2 separate regions of the Mus musculus genome follow, and region 2 is linked to region 1. A link is a loop called in an ENCODE intact Hi-C map of the cell type or tissue named here. Cell type or tissue: gastrocnemius. All regions are shown on one strand. Each heading gives the region's core, and the rest is flanking DNA. Links, peaks and the distances in the headings are about the cores only.

Region 1 (10,311 bases), core at 1,636-9,635:
GGGCAACCAAATCATTCCAGGTCTGTGGGCTGACTTAGGTCTGAGAGCTGACTGAAAGTCTATGCCTCTCTACTGTGGCAACTAAAGTCAGAGTTTAGCTAACTGATCTAGAACCCTGCCTGTTGGAAATAAGTGACATCCTATTTTAGCTGCCTATATGCTGTTTTCTGAGGACATCTCTCGTGGGCCCGGGTAGGTTGCTACTCTAAAGACAAATGAGTCTACTCTGTCTATTGCTTAAACACTGCTTGGACTCTGCTATTCTGGACTCCTGTCATCTCCATGAAAATCAGGGAGGTCAGCTGAACCATTATCTAGGGCCATGCCTGGCCCATGGGAGAATCCACAGAGTACCTCCACCCCCCACCCCCATCCGTCTCAAAACTTCAATAATGGTAATATCTTCTGTGTCACTGCATGGAGCACAGCTGGGGCATGGGCTTGCAAGCTACATGTGATAAATCTAGTAACAGTATTTGTTTTCCTCTAAGTTGTTAAATTTCCTTTTCCACTCCATGCCATGACGCTCTGGCATCTCCGTCTCATACACTATCCACCAGTCAAGTCACCTCGGGTTGCGGGAGCTGAATGCTTGAGAGTAGAAACACATTTAAAAGTAGATCGACTTTCATTTTCTGCACATCAGTGCATTTGCTTGCAGGTATAGCTGTGCATCATATGCATACAGTACCCCAGGAGGCCACGGGAGGGCGTCAGGTCCTCTGGCGCTGGAGTCAGTGTCCCAGGTTGTCAGATTGGTGCTGGGAACCCAAGCCTTCTGTGGGAGCAACAAGTGCTCTTAAACATTGAGGCATCCTTCCAGCCCAGAGTAGGAATACATGTTTGCTACATTGTGTTACAGTCTTTATTTCATGGCCTCATATCTTTAGAAACCATTTCGAAGCATTGTTCCCAGATTTTTTGCTGACATATATTAGACACAATTGTAATTATTTTGTTATATGAATCATTGCTTCATTTTATTCCACAAGAACACACAGTCCAATGGGATCATATTCTCAGGTAGTTGGTTGTGGTGGTTTTAGGAAAGATGTGAATTCTGTGTCAAGGAATTTGCCCAGATAAAGACAATCACTTTTGGTAGACTTTCTTGAACAGATGAGTATTTTAGGAAAAAAAAATGCATACAACCCCCAAACCTGAAAGATGACAATTTTTTTTTTTTTGAGACAGGGTTTCTCTGTGTATCCCTGGCTGTCCTGGAACTCATTTTGTAGACCAGGCTGGCCTCGAACTCAGAAATCCACCTGCCTCTGCCTCCCAAGTGCTGGGAGTAAAGGCGTGTGCCACCGCCCGGCTTATAGTGATGTTTTACTTGCATGTAAGTCTGGGTACAACATGCGGTACTAGTGTTCAAAGAGACCAGAAGGTACTAGAATCCTCTGAGACTGAGGGATGGCCTACTGAGCTGACTGTATGTGGGTACAGGACCCAGGTCCTTTCTTTAGACCAGTGGTTCTCAACCTTCCTAAAACCTCCACCCTTTAATTCAGTTCCTCATGTTGTGGTGACTCCTAGACACATTTTTTTTTTGCTGCTACTTCATAACTATAATTTTATTACTGTTATGAATCATAATGTAAAATATCCGTGTTTCCTGAGACTCTTAGGTGACTCTTGTGAAAGGGAGCCTTCAAAGGGGTGGAGACCATAGATTGTGAACCACTGTTCTAGACAAACAGCCAGTGTCCTTAACCACTAAGCCATCTCTCCAGTCCAAAACGACAAGGGTTTTAAGCAAAGGAAACCTGGTCTGCTTAGCCACAGAATGACACCCTGCTTCGCTTGGCAAGGGAGACTTAGTCTGACTGTACAAGTCTGTGCTGGGGATGGGATGGGTCACAGAGAACAGAACTGCTAGTCCTAGCCTTGGCTAACTCATTCCAAATTTTAGGATTTTATCAATCACAAGTTAACCCATCAACTTTTTAGAGGAAGGAAAAACAAAAACAAAAACAAAAACAAAAAACCTTGCCATGTCTGAGAATTCAATAGTAACAATAAGTTCAGTGGCTCTAAAACCAAAGTAGAACATTTGATCTTCAGTTATAGAATTCTCCTTGCTACAAGAGGAATCGCTTTGATCCTCATACCTTAAGGATAGCTGATAGACAGGGACTTGCCATTTTTCTTATAAGCATTCGCAAGCACTCCAATGCCTACCACCACCATTGTTATTTAGTCACTTTCGTTGATGTCACCTAGTCCCCATGTACTCGCTCCATTGGCACGTCATCAGAATCAACCACAGGTGATGGCTTAATTAACTGTGATGCTCTTCATGACCCAAATTATCATTCTATTTTCCGTTGGCAAGGAGCTTGAGGCGAAAGTCAACCGATCTGACCTTTAAATCCGTCTTTATGGGTCTCTCTTGGGACTACTTCCTGGACACGGAGGGCTTAGTAAAACTAATTCTTAACTTTAATAGGGAGTTAAATAACCAAGAATTTCCTAGCAAGAAGAAAACCAGAAAGACTATAGACAGCAACTGTGGAGAGCAGGGCTTATAGTTACCTCTTGGACTGATAAAGGGCCCCCAAAAGATGGGTTTCCCATCCAGTCAAGGGCTAAGAGACAGACCTTATGGAGACAGCAGTATGGTTAATTGAAGAGCAGGCATCACTCTGATACTGTTCCCGAACTTGCTATACATTGTTAACAGGGTGCCAGGAAAGTATCCACGACCAACACCATTACAGAACTGTTGGCCAGGGGGGAGCTCTGTACTTGAAAAAGTCAGGAATGCTAGGAGAAACTGCTTATCAGATGTACTAGAACCAGGAAGCAAGTTCCTTTATTTCCTGTAATGTCTCTTCAGCACCCTCTACTGACACAGTGTCCCAGAAGGGTGAAGAGAAACCTCCTTAAAAGGCCCAGATTCATTTTCACAGAGTAGTGGAAAAGGGCGAATTTGGAGCTTGAGACCATAATTCAATAGTGGGTACAGGCATTTCTTAGATCCCCCTCTTACTAGATTTTGTCGCCAGATGTCTACATCTGCCTACAAGAGGCTTTGTCAGCCTCCCTTTTCCCCTGGTTTCACCAGGATGTCGCCAAAAGCAAGAGGAAAAGATGAGTCCTTTTTAGGCTCCTCAGATTTCTTGTCTACCTCCCCTTCCAGCCCTGCACAGACCCTTCCAAGGCAGGCTGATCTGGGCGTTCCAGGATAGAAGACGCGACAAGAGGATGGAATCTGGGGAATGAACCACTGTCGCTCTGGACCTTAGGCTGCTGGAGCCCTGGAGGCACCTCTCTGCTGGCCTCAATTCCTGCAAAGCCGCCTCCCTTGTCACTGAAGCCTCTTGAGGTCTTCCTACTGTCAGGGCCCAGTGAGGCAGGCGCTGGGCGGGCCTGGCGGGCGGCGCGCTGTGATTGGGCGCCAGGGGGCCCGCCCCCTCATCCCGGCGCGTCGGGAGGGGGCGGGGCCAGCCGGCTGCCCAGCTCCAGGGCTGCGGGCGCCTATTGACCCAACGGCCGCTGCGCCGCCGCCGCTGCCGCCGCCGCCGTCTCCTCCGGCTCGTGGCGGGCGGTACAGGAGCGCCGAGTGGCGCTGGGGAACCGGCTCTTCCTTTCGCGGCTGCCGCCGCCATCTCCGCGTTCTCGGGGCGGGAAGGAGGGGGTGCTCCACGGCTGCAGCTGGAGCGGGCTCCTCTCCGGGGACGGTCCTCTCCTCCTCCCTCGGCTTGCCTCCTCCCGGCGCTGCCCGCCCCCTGCGCCCTCCGCGTGCAGCCCGGGCCCGCGAGGGGGAAGGTAGGGGCGGCGGGGGCCGGGAGAGGCCGGGGATCGGACGCACACGCCGAGGAAAGTCCTGGATTGCAGCGCTCCGGCGCACAGGGTGCACCCGGGTCGGGCCCCCGCAGTAGCCGCGGCAGGAAGGGGTTCTTCGGCGGGCACGCGGGGGCGGTGTGGCGGGGGTGGGCCTGGGTGTCCCGGCGCTAAGTTGTGGGGCACGGCGCCTCCAGGTCCAGTTCCTTCTTCCGCGCGCTCCTTGCTCCCAGCGCCGCACACTCGGCCCCGGAGCCGCGGAACCCGCGCGTTCTCTGGGCGCGGAGGACACGCCTGCCCTTGTCGAGAAAACTTTTCCTGCCGACTCAGTCGTGCCGGCCCGTGGCAGGAAGTCGGGCAGAGACCTCTCCTCTGACTGCTCCGACCGCCCTACCGGGTAGCGCTATCCTGCAGGAAAGCAAGTTTGTGGGGACCTTTGCCTTGCTCTCCAGGAGTCTGCCTTGCAGGGACGGCCGGCCTTGGGGAGGGCAGCGGGCCAGGGCGTAGGCCGAGGGCGCGTGGTGGCTCCGGAGACGAGGTGCGGAGCGCAGCCGGGACCCGCGCCGTAGCGCGCGAAGGGTGTGCGGCCGGGAGCAGGGAGCCCTCGGCGATCGCCGGCTGGAGTCCTCAGTCTTCTGCCTCCTTCGGGTGAGGACCGCGTCCTGGCCCCGAGTCCATCGAGGAAAATGAAGTTAAGTCGCCAGTTCACCGTGTTTGGCAGCGCGATCTTCTGCGTCGTAATCTTCTCACTCTACCTGATGCTGGACAGGGGTCACTTGGACTACCCTCGGGGCCCGCGCCAGGAGGGCTCCTTTCCGCAGGTAAGCACCTGGTGGCGGGCGCAAGCTGGAGGGCTGGTCCCGGGGCTCGCACTTCTCGGCACCGGGGCAGGGTGAGGCCGCACCCGACGACCGGCAGAGCCTCATCCGGCTTGCTGAGGTTTCGGACCGCTGAGTTTGCAAAGTGCTGGGCGTCATGCGGTGGCAGCCTTGGCACCGGGCAAAAGAGGACATATTCCCACATTTGCACCCGGGCCTGTGGAAGTGGGCTCGGCCACCTGCTGGTGGGGAACCGGTGTGAGTGTCGCCCCTAAGCTAGCTCAGGGTTAAAGCTGCCAGAGGCCGCCCAGATCCCTGAACGCACCGAGGCGCGGAAATTGATTAAACACAGCCCACCTAGGCAGATTTCTGTTTCTGACCCCTTTCCCTTTCACTGTCTCTTAAGAGATAAAAAAGTTTATTTCCTGTTGCAGCCCTTTGAGATATGGATAGTAGGGTTGATTTTAGTGTCGTCATGCTTCAGCTGTTACCTCGGGTTGGTTTGGAGCAGAGTGGGGAAGCGCCTGTTATTCTCTCACTGGAAGCTGTGCGGCGCTCAGTTCTCTGCGGGGTGGTCCAGCTGGCAGAGGAGTTGAACAAACGACCCACCCGAAGTCTTTCAGGAAAAGTTACTAGCAAATAACAAGAAATGGATGCAATAGGTTCTGTGTGGGAGGTGACCACGTAGCAATTGAGAGTGGCCTTTACGGCTTTTCTCTGTTGACACACATACATTTTAGTAGAAGCAGATGTGTGGAGAAATCCGAAGAATCCAAGTGTTGACAAGCTAACAACTAGTTGACCAGAGCAATCTACAACCTACCCGAATAAGGCTGATGTTTTGCCTTTTTTTTTCTTTTAATATGACAGTTTAAATGACTGGAAATAGCCCTTGCCATTTCTTCTGATATGCCAGGGTCAATGGCTTGGTGGGAATTTAATGAAATCGGAACGAGGACTTGCGGATTCTGTCATTAGTACACAGCACTAGAAGTATTTTTTTCTTTTAGAAGTGTGGAAATAAAAAGCTGGCCACAGACAGATGTTTCCAAATGTTTACAGCTTCTGCTTCCCCTATAGAGCACAGAGAGAAAATATATAACACATGCTCTCTGCTGCCTTTAAATTTTGAACTTGGGAGTTTGCACCGGCCTTGTGCAAAGGCTGGAGTAAACTGGCAGCCAGGGCCCGGGAGATCTGAGCTTTGTCCCACATGCTCTCTAATTTTGGAGTTAAATGTACCTTTCTCCCCCCAACCCCATTTTCAGAGTTTTCTCTTTGCACGAAATATATAAATGGAACTCCTCTTGCCCAGTGACGTCTTAATAGTGTCCTCTAGCTTTGGCTGGGTGATCGCTTGAACATGATTTATGCGAACATCTGCATGGGGTTCTCTGGCAACCTTGACATTTCCCTCTGTTTCTAAAGCAGCGAGTGACTCATTCTGTTACTGAGACATCTCAGGCAGTTGGTTCTCCCATTTTCGTATGAACCCCCAGCTCACTGAGAAGTTGAGGGTTTGCCTAGAGTGTACAGCATTTGGCAGAGCGGTGGTGGTGACCTTAGGAAGTGGTGCGTTGTCTGTTCCGAGAGAGAGAGAGAGAGAGAGAGAGAGAGAGAGAGAGAGAGAGAGAGAGGTGGGGGGGGCTTGGGAGTGGCATCCTCTGTGCTTTATCTGGACTTCATTGTAGAGAGAAGGTTTAGAATAGGTGGGCCACTGAATCTCCCAGTAGCTAAACTCCATAAGCCCTCTTCGTAAGTCTCACGTGTTTGACCATTAACTTCATGTGATGAACCTATCTCCCCAGCTACTGCTCAGTTGGTGGGAAACTGAGGCTTGGGAGCTTCCTGAGCCCAAGGTCGCTTAGGCAAAGTCTGGGACTTGAACAGGCAGCTCTCAGAGTATAGTCTCAGAGTCACAAAGCTGTCTTGCTAGAACTGGGCTCCAGCCTGCCTGTTGTCGGAATTGTGTAGAACAGAAATAGACTTGCTGGTGGTGACTTAGCTTATGATCCACCCCCCACCCCCCCACCCCCGGAAAAGTAAGCTCTAGTATGAAGACAGAATGAATGTGGTCCTTTTCAGGGCTTCAGATTTACGCTTTCCCAGAGAGTCTTCTAATTTACTTTTACAGCCAAACATTATTACGATGCAAACCATTAGGAAGCAGAGCATCCAAACGTGCACATTCTTTCATTTTATTTCTATGTCTGCACTGTATGTTAACCTTAATTTCACAACAATCCCCAGCATTGTAAAACTATGTTGCCCTCCGTTTCTTGAACAGGTTTTGGTGCGATTCTTGAGTTTCAGTAGAGCTAATTTGGTCAGTGTATGCTGAGGTTGCTTGGTGACCTGTATCCACTCAACCAGAAAGGTTATCTTGTCCATTCTAGTTTCTCTCTCTTGATGTGGAAACTTCAGTTAGGTATGCGGTCCATTTGGTTTGCAAACTGTAGTTTTAGGCCATCCCCGGGTGAGAGCAATCTGTTTTTTGTTGTTCTTTGGACTTTTGTTCATTTACCTTCTTTAGCAACTCTTATTTCCTGCCACCTGTTCAGTCCTGGGGCAAGGGTAGGCACCGCCTCATCCATGCCCCGCCCCCTGCCCCTCATGCCCTCCCCCTGCCCCCCTCCCTCCAAATTTGGCCTGCCTAAGAAGAACCCTTAGAGGGCTTTCTCTTGAGTGTTACTTTAAGAATTCCTTATGGCCAAGGCAGCAGGTAGCCTACATTTTTAGAGTTATTTGATCTCAGTTTAAAAAAAAAAAAAAAAAGTAAAACCAAGCAAAAACAAACCTCCAGTCTGCCTGAGAGGTGGGCCAGACCTAATGCCTTGAAAATACTTTATGCTAGCTATGAGAAAGTCAGCAGACTGGGTGGAGAAATGTTTACATCTCCCTGGAAGGGCAGGCCATTCCAACAGGCAATCTCGTGTGCACAATAGAAATACCACTAGGCTCATGCTGCTATCTAGAGTATTAAGACAAGGAATCAGGATTTTTATAACAGAGAGTCGGTCTTTAACTAGTGTATCACATGATGTAGGGGCTGATGTTGCTTTTGAACATCTCTTCAGAAGTTGGAAAGTCATGAAAATGTACAGGCCAAGTCCAGACTTGATCTTTGGGCTCAGAGAACATTTATCAAGTGAGAAAAGTGAAAACGTGTTGAAGTAGTTGATTTGAAAGTTGTTATGATAAGAACTTTGGTGCTGTAAAAAAAACAAAAAACAAAACACAACAAAACACAGGATCTTGCAACTAGATGTATATATAGACGTATGCTTAAATGCTTCATACCACTTGGGAAACTGAGGCAGGAGTATTGGTGCATGTCCTGGGGCCAGCCTAAGCTATGTAGACATAAGCCAACACCCTCACAGAAGCAAAAACCACACCCATGATTTTTGAGTCCCACAAAGAACGTGTTAATAAAAATTGATCCACAGCAGTAAGTGTGATGAGATCTTCATCGCCCGGCTGCTGTATCCTTGTTTCTTATAAATTGTTTAGTCTGAAGCATATCTAATAAAAATGATCTCCTACCCCCTGCCCCCTCCGGGCAGTGCTGTACTGTATTTAGGACAACAGCCCTCGCTGCTTGGGTTTGTTTAGGGAGCATAATAGGGGGGTTGCCTGGGTTCCTGGGCTATAATGGTTGAGATCTAAGACTTCTGGGAAGGGATGGAGCTCTGATTGCAATCACGATTAGAAATTCAAGTATTGTGAGGTGGACCCTCTCCATCCCCTTCCGAGATTAGTAGTCTCTGGGACTCCTCTGCAAAGCACAGGTCTCAGACTTGAGCTTCTGGGAATAAAGTGGGCCAGATGCCCTGGCTATGTCTGATCCAAAGGCTTTTATTAACAGGTGTCATGATTGCATTCACTGAAAGGGGATTGTTCCATTAGTCATTCATTAGCCTTAAGGGATTGCTGGGCTCTGGACAGAACACTAATGAAGTGACCACTTCTGTATGGTTTTTACTCTGAGCTTGCTGTTGGTTTTGTGATGTTAGAACATTCACCTAAAAACTGAGGGGTGGTACTTGCTGGCCCCTCCCATTCTCCAGTTTTCTCTGTTCAGAGACCTCAGCTTCTCCTGGTTGTTTCCCTATTTCTATAGAAAACTCTTTAAGAAAATCAAAGGGTATTCATCTGCTCTGGTGAGCAGATTTCTGATTTCTGAAGGGGTCGTTATATTTTTGGACCTTGTTCCTTTGGGGTCAAGTGCCCCATGAGGCAGCCTCTTGATTGTAAGTGTTTCTCCAGAACTACAGAGAGGAATGCTGTAAAGTGGAGACCCTCACCTCCTTTTATAGTAGTTGATAGAAGATTGATCAAGGGAGGAAGCAGAACACTTGAATCCAAACAGGTTTTAATTGCCCTCCCTAAGCCCTTCCTAGTTTCGTGGTTGAAACCATGTTCCAGTTCAGACTTTGAGAATTGACAGCATTGATGTGGAACTCACACCCTGCCCTTTAATGATGCTGCTGGTGTTGCCTCCTGATACAGAAGAAGTAATTTATCTTGAATAAACTGTTGAGTAAGACTAGATGGAATATTGGAGAGAGAGTGTTTAAGGTCATATCATTTTATACAGATAACAAGTATCTAACAAAGTATCCTAAGCCTAACAGTATCTCCTAAGGAAACCCCCGTGTAGAGGTGCTGGGGTTTATAACTGCATGTGCTATCTTTCCTCCTCCACTCTAGGGCTTTATAACTCTTTGCTGTTGATACTTGGGTCAGATAATTCTTTGGTGTTGAGGCTTTCGTCTGTGTGGTAGGGTATCTGGCAGTACTCCGTTCTCTTCCTGGTATATACTGGCAGCCACTTGTCTTCTTTCTTGTCCTCATTTGTAGCAATCAGAAATCTTCCCAGACATCTGCTAGATATAAATAGCCTCTGTTTGGGGTTTGGGGGGACTACTGTCCCTACTGAAAATCAGTTTGGCTATGGTCTGGACAAAGGCCTATTTTTTTTTTTTTAACACAGTGTACTTTCTAGGTATTTTCCACTTTAGGAGAGTGAGACTGAAAGGCCCTGGTTCTAATGCTCAGAAGGATAAGAGGTATATTTACATATTCATACTGTATTTTTTTTTCCTCTGGATACATAAAATTCAGTGACATATCTAGGACCACAATATGTTACAGAAAACATACAGATACATCATGTTCGTGCACAAGGTAAAGAAAAAAATGGAAGGTTAACTTACCTTTGCCACCTGGTTGTACACGGTCTGATAAAAGCGACCTGTTCACATCGTAGCTCCTAGGTGGCTTTGCTTTCTCCAAGTTCATTGGAGGTTGGCAGAAGCCTCGATTTACTCTCCTTGCTGTTTAGAGGTAAGATACATAGATCATTTGCAAGCTTTATTTGAAAGTCTGAAGTTCTCTCAGCTTGGATTTCTTTTTGGGCAGTGTGATGATCTGGCTGATGCATTTCGAGTGCCTCCTTGAGATGCATAGAAGCGGGTGGGGTGGGGAACTGTGGAAGTAAGTGTTCACTGTGGCTTGCCTTCCAAACAATGTCTTTAAAGACCGGATGGGAGATGAGCAGGAAGCCTTGAGGTTGTTGTCCTTACGCCTAAACCAACTGTGAGGTAGATGATTGGCCTCGTGTCTTTGTAGGGCCACAGCTAAAAGGGATTTTTACATCTTTAATATTTCTTTTCATTTCATGTCCATAGCTAGTTGCGTG
Region 2 (10,311 bases), core at 1,544-9,543, 83 kb after region 1:
TTTGCTAAAACTGATTTTACTGGTCCTTTTGGTGGTGCGATAGGTCCACTGAGCTCGGTGGGCAGCGCTCAGACATGGACAATGATGGGGCAGAGATAAAAGAGTTTAGAATAGTGGTTCTCAACCTTCCTGATGCTGTGACCCTCAAATACAGTTCCTCACATTGTGTTGATCCCCCGCCATAACATTAATTTTCATTGCTACTACAGAAATATAATTTTGCTACTGTTATGAATCATATTGTAAATATCTGCATTTTCCAATGATCTTAGGAAACTTCTATAAAAGAGGCTGACCCAAATGGGTCATGACTCACAAGTTGAGAACCACAGAATTAGGAGATTAGCCTCTGACAGAGCCTGACTGTGGGGGCCTTGACAGAGTTTTCCTAGTTCATTATCTTCTATCTGTAGCATAGCAGGGAATACCTGCCTTGGCTTGTGCTGTTGTGAGCAGAAGAGCTACTACAGCAGGAAGTGCACGGAAGGGCTATGCTGCTCTTTGTCTGGGAAGAGCCATCTAGGAGGCTGATTAGCATCCTCTACTCCTCCTCCTGACGCCTCAGAGAGTTAAAGTTGTAACTTAGTTATCATTAGTATCTTTTATGAATTTGGGGACTTGGAATTTTATATGCAATTCGAAATTATACATTTGGAATTAGCGATGCAGCTTCACGATTTTCTTAGATGGATGCTTGTAATCAAGTCATGATTACAAATTTTCATTTTAAAGTGAAAAAAAAAAAAACCACAAGAAGAGGATGTCTGTTTCCTAAGGATGGGAGATAGAGGACACAAAGGTTGGAGGATGTTCTCAAGCTCGCAGATTTATTTGGTTCTAAAATGGAGCAACTCATTGTGCCATTGTGAACTCTTGCCCAGTAATGCATGATGTTCTTGAATCTGATGTTCTCTTTTTGCTTCTCTCTCTCTCTCTCTCTCTCCCTCTCTCTCTCTCTCTCTCTCTCTCTCTCTCTCTCTCTGTCTCTCTGTCTGTCTGTCTGTCTGTTTCTCTGTATGTCTCTGTCTCTCTGTGTCTCTCTCTCTGTCTTTCTCTCTCTCTCTGTCTCTCTGTCTGTTTCTCTGTATGTCTCTGTCTCTCTGTCTCTCTCTCACACACACACACATCAGGATTACTTGCTTTGAGTCTTAGCATGCTCCATGCACTTTGAAGGAGAATTTTTGTCTTCTGGTGTGCTCTTTTTTTAAAATTTTGCAAGGTAGCATTGGCTAGCTAATTTTGATGATTAGTTTTAAAAAGTAAAACTTGAAAAACACTATGCTTTTTCTTTTAACAGGATACGAAGCAAAGTTCACAAGATTCTCTGCCCCAAAAAATTATAATACAACTGAGCGCACAGGAGCCAAGGTAAGTGTGTGACTCCTTCTCGCTTCCCTGGCCCTTTGGCCTTTGTGCTTCTGACCTCTACTCAGCCTGTGTACTTCAAGGAAGCTTTTCATTAAATCAATTACTAATCAATTAAATTTTTTCTGAAGAAATAGGCTTTCTTCCATGACTGTCATATTCTGTGTTCAGAAAGAAGTTGCCACAAGAGATTCCTGTGTTTATGCTTGTAATGATTTTATAAATGGAAGTCAAGTGACAGAAAGTGTGTAGCTTGTGACCCAAGTATTTCCTTGTCTTTCTGATACTGTTGTCAGATATCTGCAGTAACCTTTTATGAAGTTTCTTGATTTTCCTTAATGCCCAATGTGAATTCTTCTAAAGAAGGAATTTAATTACTGCAGACCAAGGTTCCTTCTCTTATGCTTTCATAGGCTGACTGCCTTGCTGCTGATCAGGCCACGGCTCTGTTGGTGGACACGGAAGCTAACAGTCAAGTTGTTTATTAAACAAAAGCCAGGATTAAGGGTGGCTGCCTCTGACTTCTAAAAAAGAGTAGCTGTTTGCATTGGCACCCTCCCAGGCTTCTGTGTTTAGTGAATGAGAGTACACAGTTACTGCCCATGACTTAATTTTTATTGAGAAATGTTAACTCTTACACATTGAAGGGTAAAAGGAATCTTAAAGGCAATTTATGACTTTTAGCTGAGTATGATTTATTAAAATTATGAAAAATGAATAAAGCACCATTGAAGAGAGCACCATTACGATGAATGTGAGGTTGAGGCTGTGGTGAAGCGCTCACAAAGCCCATAGTGTTCAACGGCTTCACCAGCAGAGCCTTGCCCGGCTCATACCTGAGAACAAGAAATGGGGCTTCTTTAGCTACATGGATGCTTAAAATCTCCCCTAAGGGCACTAAATATTTTACTGCATAATGGAATAGGAGAAACATCAACTATGAAATGTTTTCTTTGTTTTAAAAGAAATAATTCTTGAGTGCATCTGAGGCTAGATGTCTGCTTTTTAATCATCATATAATAGTAAGCCCTTTGGCTTCAGGAATCATCACAGTAACCATTTTCCTATTTTCTGTTTTGACCTGGGAGGATCTTTGGTTTTGCTGGCCCTAAGGATTCTAAGTCCTTCCCCAGGTGACTGTGGCAGGTCCTGCTGCCCTTTCTGGGTACGTGTTGTGGTCGGTGGAGGCAGGCTAGTGTCTCAGCAGATCAGAGGGAGAAACACAATGCACAGCTGTTCCAGAGAAGGAGACGGGCTTTCACTCACATATTAGCACAGACAGAATTTTTAAGGATCTGGTAAAAGATGCCCTTGCCAACTCCTATGTAGTCAACGTTTTCACCCATGGTTTCTCTTCATAGACTTTCTGCCATAGGTCGTCGTCGCTGCGTCTGTAATCCCGTTGTTGGGTTCTGTTTCTGTCTCAGTTTCGTATGTGAGAACCTCATGACCATATCTACTTTCTCATTGTTGTTTTAAAATTTGGTTTTTACTTGGTATCTACAAATTACCTTAGTTGTTAATATACTAGTAAAATTGCCAAAGAACTAAAAGAATGTCAATGGCCTTTAGAGTAGAAGGACTTGACAGTTTCCCTTCTCTGGTCCTGTGAGGTAATAGCTATTCTGAGTCTCTAAATGGAAAATGTTAGAATTGAGGTACTGAGTTTTTTGTATTCTTTGTAAATCTTCTAAAATGTTCTTGAACTTAGCAGATTTTTAATGTAAATAAACAAAACATTTACAGTGGGGAAGATGACACACGCATATATATGTGTGTGTGTGTTTGTGTGTGTATTCATATTCATATTCATTTGGTACAGGTAAACTGTTATATGTAGTATTAATATTATGTGGGCCACTAGGAAATAAATTCTAAAAAGAGTCCTTAGAGAGTTGATCATGCGAAAGCAGTAGAAAGAATTCTTATATAAATTTAAATAATGCATGCAAATGAAGTTGATCATGTTGGTGATCATGTTATTAATTGTGACTGTGACCTAACATAATTTACTTCAGTGACATCAGTAACCTGCTGTGCATGGTTAATTCCCAAGGCTTGGTGAGTTGGAATTCATAGATTTTGTATAGCAGCAAATACATAAGAATTACCATGTAGGAACCTTGAATAAATTGTCCCAAGGGATGTTTGATTTCAGAAAGATTTTTTTCTTTCTGTTTCTCCTATACTCTATTTTCTAAGAAACTGACTGTAGTGTCTCCAAGGACATTAGTGCAGGGTGTGCGGGTAAGTCAGGTGACTTGAAGACTGAATTTCATCTATTCAGGAAAAACAAGAGTTAACCTCATCATCATGCAGGCCAGAAGGCCATGCACTGTTGCATGACCATTTATAAAGGCAGCTTTTATATAAGGTGGATTTTCTGAAACAGCACTAAGAATCAAAGTCATGTAATAATAACTTCATAAACCCAAGAATGGAAAAATTTCACGTAAATGCTTCGTTTTACTTCATTTGTGATGTTGCAACAGAAAACTGAATTTTAATGACCATAAATCTAAATGGTTCATGCTCTGGAGGTTTGAAAGTCCAAGGCAGATTTGCTGCGTCTTAGGATGGACTTGTGCTGAATCATCCTGTCATGTTGAGTCAGTCATCCCATACTGCCGAGTCATTCATCCCATACTGCTGAGTCAGTCATCCCATACTGCCGAGTCAGTCATCCCATACTGCTGAGTCATTCATCCCATACTGCTGAGTCAGTCATCCCAAACTGCTGAGTCAGTCATCCCATGGTAGATTAGCAAGTGATTGAGGTGGCAAATGCAACATTTTACCAGAAACTGCTTTCCAATAGTGAACCTCTGATACTAGGCAGTCCGCTCATGATGGCAAAGCCCTGATTGCCCAAACAGATCTTCAGGTTCTCAGCATTCCACACTGTTTACTTACTTAATATAAGAACATTCAAACCATGGCAGATGGTTTTAGCTTGAGATAAATTTATTTAAACTACCATTACAGATTTACCTGAAAGTGGTTTTACTTTTTAGTAAGACATTGATTGGCAAATAATCCTCTTATCCCATATTTTTCTTTTCTCCCATTCCTTCCCTTTTCACTTTTTTACTTGAGAGAGGGAGGGTGGAGAAAGAGAGAGAGATCGAAAGCGCACACCCGCACCATGCATATTGTCCGTGCCCTCTGTTGGTTGGACAACCACTCCTGGGCACCTCCCGCAGTCTCAAGTAGCATCCTCTGGTTTTCTAAACAAGTGCTTTCCTTTATTCTGTGTACTGGCCCCAGAATTCATTTTGACCTCACTTTTGTTCATTTCCAGTACTTTGTGAATGTAGTCTTCTAACTTTACCCCTTCTTCCTGACATCTGGCTCTCTGGTCCTTAGCTGCCTTTTTTTTTTTTTTTTTTCTGTTTTGAGTGACTGTAGTCTTTTGTCTTCAGCCTTTTATAGACATAATTTATTAACTGCAAGTACTGGTGGCATCTACTTAAAAACAGTGCTCTCAAAACATTCCTCATAACATTCTCCAGGAAATGTATTGCCTATTGTAGGAAGTAAGACAAATAGTCATGATTTAGCAATCTGTTTCCTTAAAAACAACGAGAAAACAAAAGTCATCTCAATTGTGTCACGTTGAATACAACTTATTATACCTCAGGGTTCTGGAGAACTGCTGGCCAGTTTCCACTTAGGGCAGAGATTGAGACCAAGCCTGGCAGGCCCGAATGTCTTGGCAGACTTGCTCGCCTGGCTGGAAATGGCAGCTGTCTGTGGGTGAGGGTTTATGTGGGGTCAGTCGTTTGCCAGCAGTCATTTACACATGTCCTCTCCAGAGTGTCTAGTTCTAAGAGGGAGTGCCTGAAGGAGTCTTAAGTCTACCCAGACAAAGCAAGTAGTTTTACAAAATACCATTGAGCTTATGTTGTGTTGGCCAACTTGTCCTGGGCATGGGCCGGCCCTGAGGTGCAGTAATGTACACACCGAGACTCCACTGGAGAAGACTGATTTTTCCTTTGGAAGTAGCATCAGTTGCAGATAGCTCCTTGCTTAGGGGTGGAGGTTGTGTCAACATCTCCACTCTCCATGCCAGAAGCTATTTGGCTTGAACCTGTTACAGGGCATGTGCACTCTGCCAGACTTTGTGAGCTCATGTGTTGTGGGTGGAAGGCCTCTTTCCTTGATGCCTTCCAGCCTCTCTGTCTGTTAGAGACATTATGCCTCCTCTTGCCACATAGATCCCTGAGGAAAGAGGGTTGATGAAGATATCCCATTCAGGACTGAGAACTTCAAAGCCTTTCACTCTCTATACTTTGTTCATGTGTAGGGGAGGATGTGGAGTTAGAGAAAACACTCATCTGATGTTGATGGTAATGCAGTCATGGTTCCCATCAGCTGCCAGAGGAAGCCATCTGATAATGCTCAAGGGAGACCCAGTCATTTGCACACTCAGGAATCCCATTGAAACCCTGAACTAGAAGTGATAAAATATACAACAGGGACTTATAGGGTAAAAATAAAAGAAAAATATATAAAATAAAAATTAAAAACAACCAGATAAAATTAAAAATAAATAAATAAATAAATAAATAAATAAATAAGAAAGGAAGAGCCCTGACATGACACTTTGAGACACGGAACCTGCAAAGATGGTGCCATTGAGTTAATCTTCTGTTGGCCATTTCAGATGGGATTGCAGCCTTCCCATAGAGTAGTTTGTTTCTCTCCATGTTCAGTAAGTTGTATAGGCATTGTTTTTGGCAAGGGGCCTTGTTATCAAGTGTGTGGAGAACAACCTGTAATGTTGGCAACAGCCTGGTTGTTTGGAGATTTCCCATGGGACCCTTTAGGACAATCAGTCAATTAGATGTAACCTAATGCTGTTGTAGAAGCCTCATTGAGTGACAAGAGATGGCCAGTTATGGCTTTGTTTTCCTCATTATTTTGTGATTTCGTCTAGATTGCCTTCATAGCTATATTTCGTGTATATATTTGAGGAAGCTTCTATTGTGTTAGGTTTCCATACTACTCTTCATATGGCTCTTAATTTTAGTTGTCTCTCCTTGATTTCCTTCCTCATTCTCTTCTTCCTTTGCCATCCCTTCTTGATCCTCCCATACACCCATAACCATCTGTTTTATTTCTCTTTTCTAGGTAGATCCATCTATCCCTTCACACCATCCTCTGTTCCTAATTTCTGTGGTTTTATGGATTGTGGCTTGGTTATCATTGATCTAATAGCTAATATCCACATATAAACAAATATATGCATTATATTTGTCTTTCTGGGTTTGGGTTATCTCACTCAGCATGATTTTTTTTCCTGGTTCCATTCATTTACCTGAAACTTTAATTTCATTTTCTTAACAGCTGAGTAATATTCCATTCTATAAGTGTACCCCATCTTCTATTTCCTTTCTTTAGTTGAGCAATATCTAGGCTGTTTTCAGTTCCTGTCTGTTGTGAATAGAGCAGCAGTAAACATGGTTGAACAAGTGTTTCTGTGGTAGGATAAAGCATCCTTTGGGTACATGTTCAAGAGTAGTATAGCTGGATCTTGAGGCAGATCGATTCCTAGCTTCTGGAGGAAGCTCCTTACTGATTTCTATAGTGCTTGGACAAGTCTGCATTCCCACCAACATCAGACAAGTGTCTTCTGTAATCCCCCATCCTCGCCAGCATGAGCTGTCGCTTGTGTTTTTGACCTGGCCAATTCTGACAAGTGTAAGATGAAATCTCACAGTCCTTTTGATTTGCATTTCCCCGGTGACTAAGGATCATGACCATTCCTTTAAGTGTTTCTCAGCCATTTGACTTTCCTCTTTTGAAAATTCTGTTAGTGTTCATGAAACCAAAAAAAAAAGATCTCGGGAGCACTGGCAGTGACCCCATCCCCACAGTCTGTGCTGCACACACTGGTGGAACTGGACAGAAAACCTGCCCACCCAGCAGCTGGAAGTGAATAAAGGTGTGAGTCATGAGATACAAGTATGAGATTAAACCTTTTCCTGTTTCTGAACTTTTACCCCAATAGCTTTGAAAACTTGGTATCTTGTCTTTAGAAGAGTAGAGTGCTTTTATACGGGAAGGCGCTGCTTTCTTAAGAAGTAGATGCACCCCTTTCTTCCTTGCCTAAAGCCTTTATTGAGCAGTCTCTACTTCATGGTACTTTCCAGTCCTTGTCTGGGTCTGCGGTACTTGGAAGTCCAGTGTATTTCTTTCCACCAAGCTTTGAGTTGTTATTTTTTTATGATTTAATTAATTTTTATGAAACTAATAAATTATAGAAAAGAGCTTCTTTTATATTAAGTTGTCTGTTTTGGAACGAGTCCATGAAACAGAGTCACTGAAGAACATTGGCCAAATGACTGAATAAGATATGGGAAGAATCCTAAAAAGATAAACACAATCTATCATCAGATTGCTCAGTATCTAAGTTCTTAGTGCACTGTACGAAACCCAAGCTTAATACTTGGTTTTATATATTTGGCTATGTAGAAAGTAATATATAAAACTTCAATTGGTAGTCTCATTATCAAAGCAAAGGCTTTGCTCTAACATCAGTAGTTTAGAATATGATACACATTCATGTGTTTTATGCTAGAGTAAAATGCTAAGAATAGTTATCTAAGGATTCGCTGCTTACACTTACAGGTCGACTTTACCTCTTTGATTTGACAGATCTGGTGCCAGCCTTGGTCACATTGATCACAATGCTTTCACTGAGTGTATTTTGTAATGAATTGGAAAACTGAATCTGCGAGGCATAAATGAGTTAGAAACACGATGAGACTGATGTTAGATCAATGATTGAGGGAAGTGTTTGCTCTAGGAAATTGCTGTTGTTGGCAGCATAGGCCAGATGTGATGCTCGGTGCTGAAGAGAGAAGCGCTCCATTCGTTCAGAGCCCCTGTGCTGAGGTGGAAGACTGAATATCAATCAGGCACTGCCATCTTGGATGCTAACCTTCTGGCAACTTGGTGTTGGCTGGATCTGCTTGTGAGCTTGCTGGTACTCCTTTCTGTCTTCTTTATATTCTTCATATTCTTTATATAAATGATTTAGTCCTTCCCCCTTCCCTCCCTCCCTCTCTCCTTCCTAACTTTCTTCCTCCCTTCCATTTCCTGCTATACATTTCCCTTGCTAAAATATTATTTCCATGGGTACAGAAAGTAGTTTGCTCTGGCAGTAAATTCCCTGGCAGATGCCTGACACATTGTAGGTTATTCAAAAATACTTGTCAGATTAACTCCATCTAGAAGGACTTCAACTAATATTAAGACAGAAAAGACGAAGGGAGCCTAAGCAGATACAGATTCTGGGTGGGTGGAGGTCTACTGCCTTGAGAATAAGTGAAGAGAAAAAAACTGTGGAAAACTCAGAAGTAGATTATGCAATGACTGGAAGTAGGAAACAAGAAAACATGAAACAAATTACCTCTTAAAAGATTTATTTTGAGAACATTAAAGAGAGGAAGTAGCTACCTAGACGTCGTGAAACCTGAGCATTGACCTCAAAGATGTGCATACTGAAATACAAAGCTAAAAAGGAAAAGGTTGATTGGAGATGTAGCTCAGTAGCAGAGTGATTTGTGTAGTATGTTTAAGTCCTGGGCTTAGTCTCAAATACTACACAGAATTAACAAAAGAAAGAAATTAGAGCTAGAAAATTAAAATAGAGGCAACAAGAAAAACCTAAAAAAAAAATCTAAATGGCTAGGCAGTATCAAAAAGGGGGAGTGATAAAGTGAAAACTGTTAGGGGGATAGTGACTGGATGTTCAGTAGGGATTCTAAACTGCAAGTGACATGAAAGACCATCGAGAGATGCACAGAGCAGGAAGAGGGTAGGCATGGAGGGCAGGATTCCAAGCCAAAGTCCTGATCTCCTATTGGGAAAAAGGACACAACAACAGGTAGTGAACACAGATAGGAGACTGATGGACAGCTCTTGGAAGCTAGACAGTTCTCAGAGAGGTGAGATGAAACCCCAAAAAGAAACTCTTTTCTGGTTTTCTAGCAAAGCAAAACAGAAAACTTTACAAAGAAGAACAGAGAAAAAATCCAGAGTCCATTAGCGAGGGAGTGGTGTAGTTTAGAGAGCTCTCCCCTCCCAAGAGCTGGCCAGTGATTAAAGCTACAACATAATAGAGATGGAAAATCCAGTTGGCTATAAGAAGGAGACATTTTAAAGAGGGGGAGAAAGAGAGTGGGCTGGAGAAAGGCGTGAAAAGTAGCATGTGGCAGATGGAGAAGATGCTAAGAAAACCCTCTCCTTGGCACTCATTGGGAATAGCAGAGATGCCATTTTTAAAAGAGCCAGGTGAGCACGCAGTTTGGTTGCTGGCAAGAGCTTCATTTGGGGGGAGTGGGGGACTGGAGCAAGTATTATGGGACCATGATATGAAATGTGACCAATGGAATTCCTTTAAACTACAAGGATTTTATTTTATTAGAATCTAGCCTGAGCCAGAACCTTTTATGGTCACAGGAAGAGATAGCAAGTAGATTTACTGACATCAAGAAGGACTGCCCAGTGGTGGAGCCAGCATTTGAAACTGGACTATAGAGGACCAACTACAATTGTGACTGCATTTGTGACTGAATGTCACAAAAACTGCTGAGAGGCTTGTCATGTATATGAGAGACAGGGAAAGAGTCATAGTCAAGACTGGAAGCATGAGCAGGCAAGAAGTGATCCTTAGATTCTATCCCCATCAGTTCTTTCACATCACATGTGTTTGGCCTCTGTATAATACCCAGCTGTATTGACCAGGACTTCTCTGTCCTGCTTTGCTCTTGAATTTTCATAGTGAGCCTACCTTTTGGTAATGACTATTTATGAGATAGTGTTCTATTCTCAGGTTACTACTGTGGATTGAACCCAACATTACAAACACCAGCTCAGCAAAGAAAAATAACAATTACTTAGTCTCTGTTGAACATTGAAAACACTTCCACTGAAAGA

Evidence for each region. Peaks named below come from ENCODE experiments on the same cell type or tissue, not always from the same donor. Only the 100,000 strongest peaks of a DNase experiment are listed, where the experiment ranks them.
Region 2: a loop joins it to region 1, with 2.7 times the contacts of the local background. A loop is called at or near these places in 5 of 42 quality-filtered maps.

What each region holds. Positions count from the first base shown.
Region 1 is chr17:64,597,261-64,607,571 of GRCm38, forward strand. Man2a1 (mannosidase 2, alpha 1) reads left to right here and starts at 4,389. Exons shown (of 22, transcript NM_008549.2): 1 at 4,389-4,610. The coding sequence starts at 4,476. In gastrocnemius, for the core only: CTCF peaks have their summits at 2,862 (motif pointing left) and 5,145; DNase peaks (open chromatin) are centred at 2,865, 3,448, 4,211, 4,665 and 2 more places; H3K4me3 peaks cover 4,130 bases; H3K27ac peaks cover 4,691 bases.
Region 2 is chr17:64,680,258-64,690,568 of GRCm38, forward strand. It overlaps Man2a1 (mannosidase 2, alpha 1), which reads left to right. Exons shown (of 22, transcript NM_008549.2): 12 at 1,298-1,368. Among named protein-coding and RNA genes, the nearest start is that of Dreh, 82 kb to the right of the region's middle. In gastrocnemius, for the core only: no CTCF peak of the experiment used is centred there; DNase peaks (open chromatin) are centred at 1,907, 5,083 and 5,427; H3K27ac peaks cover 1,339 bases.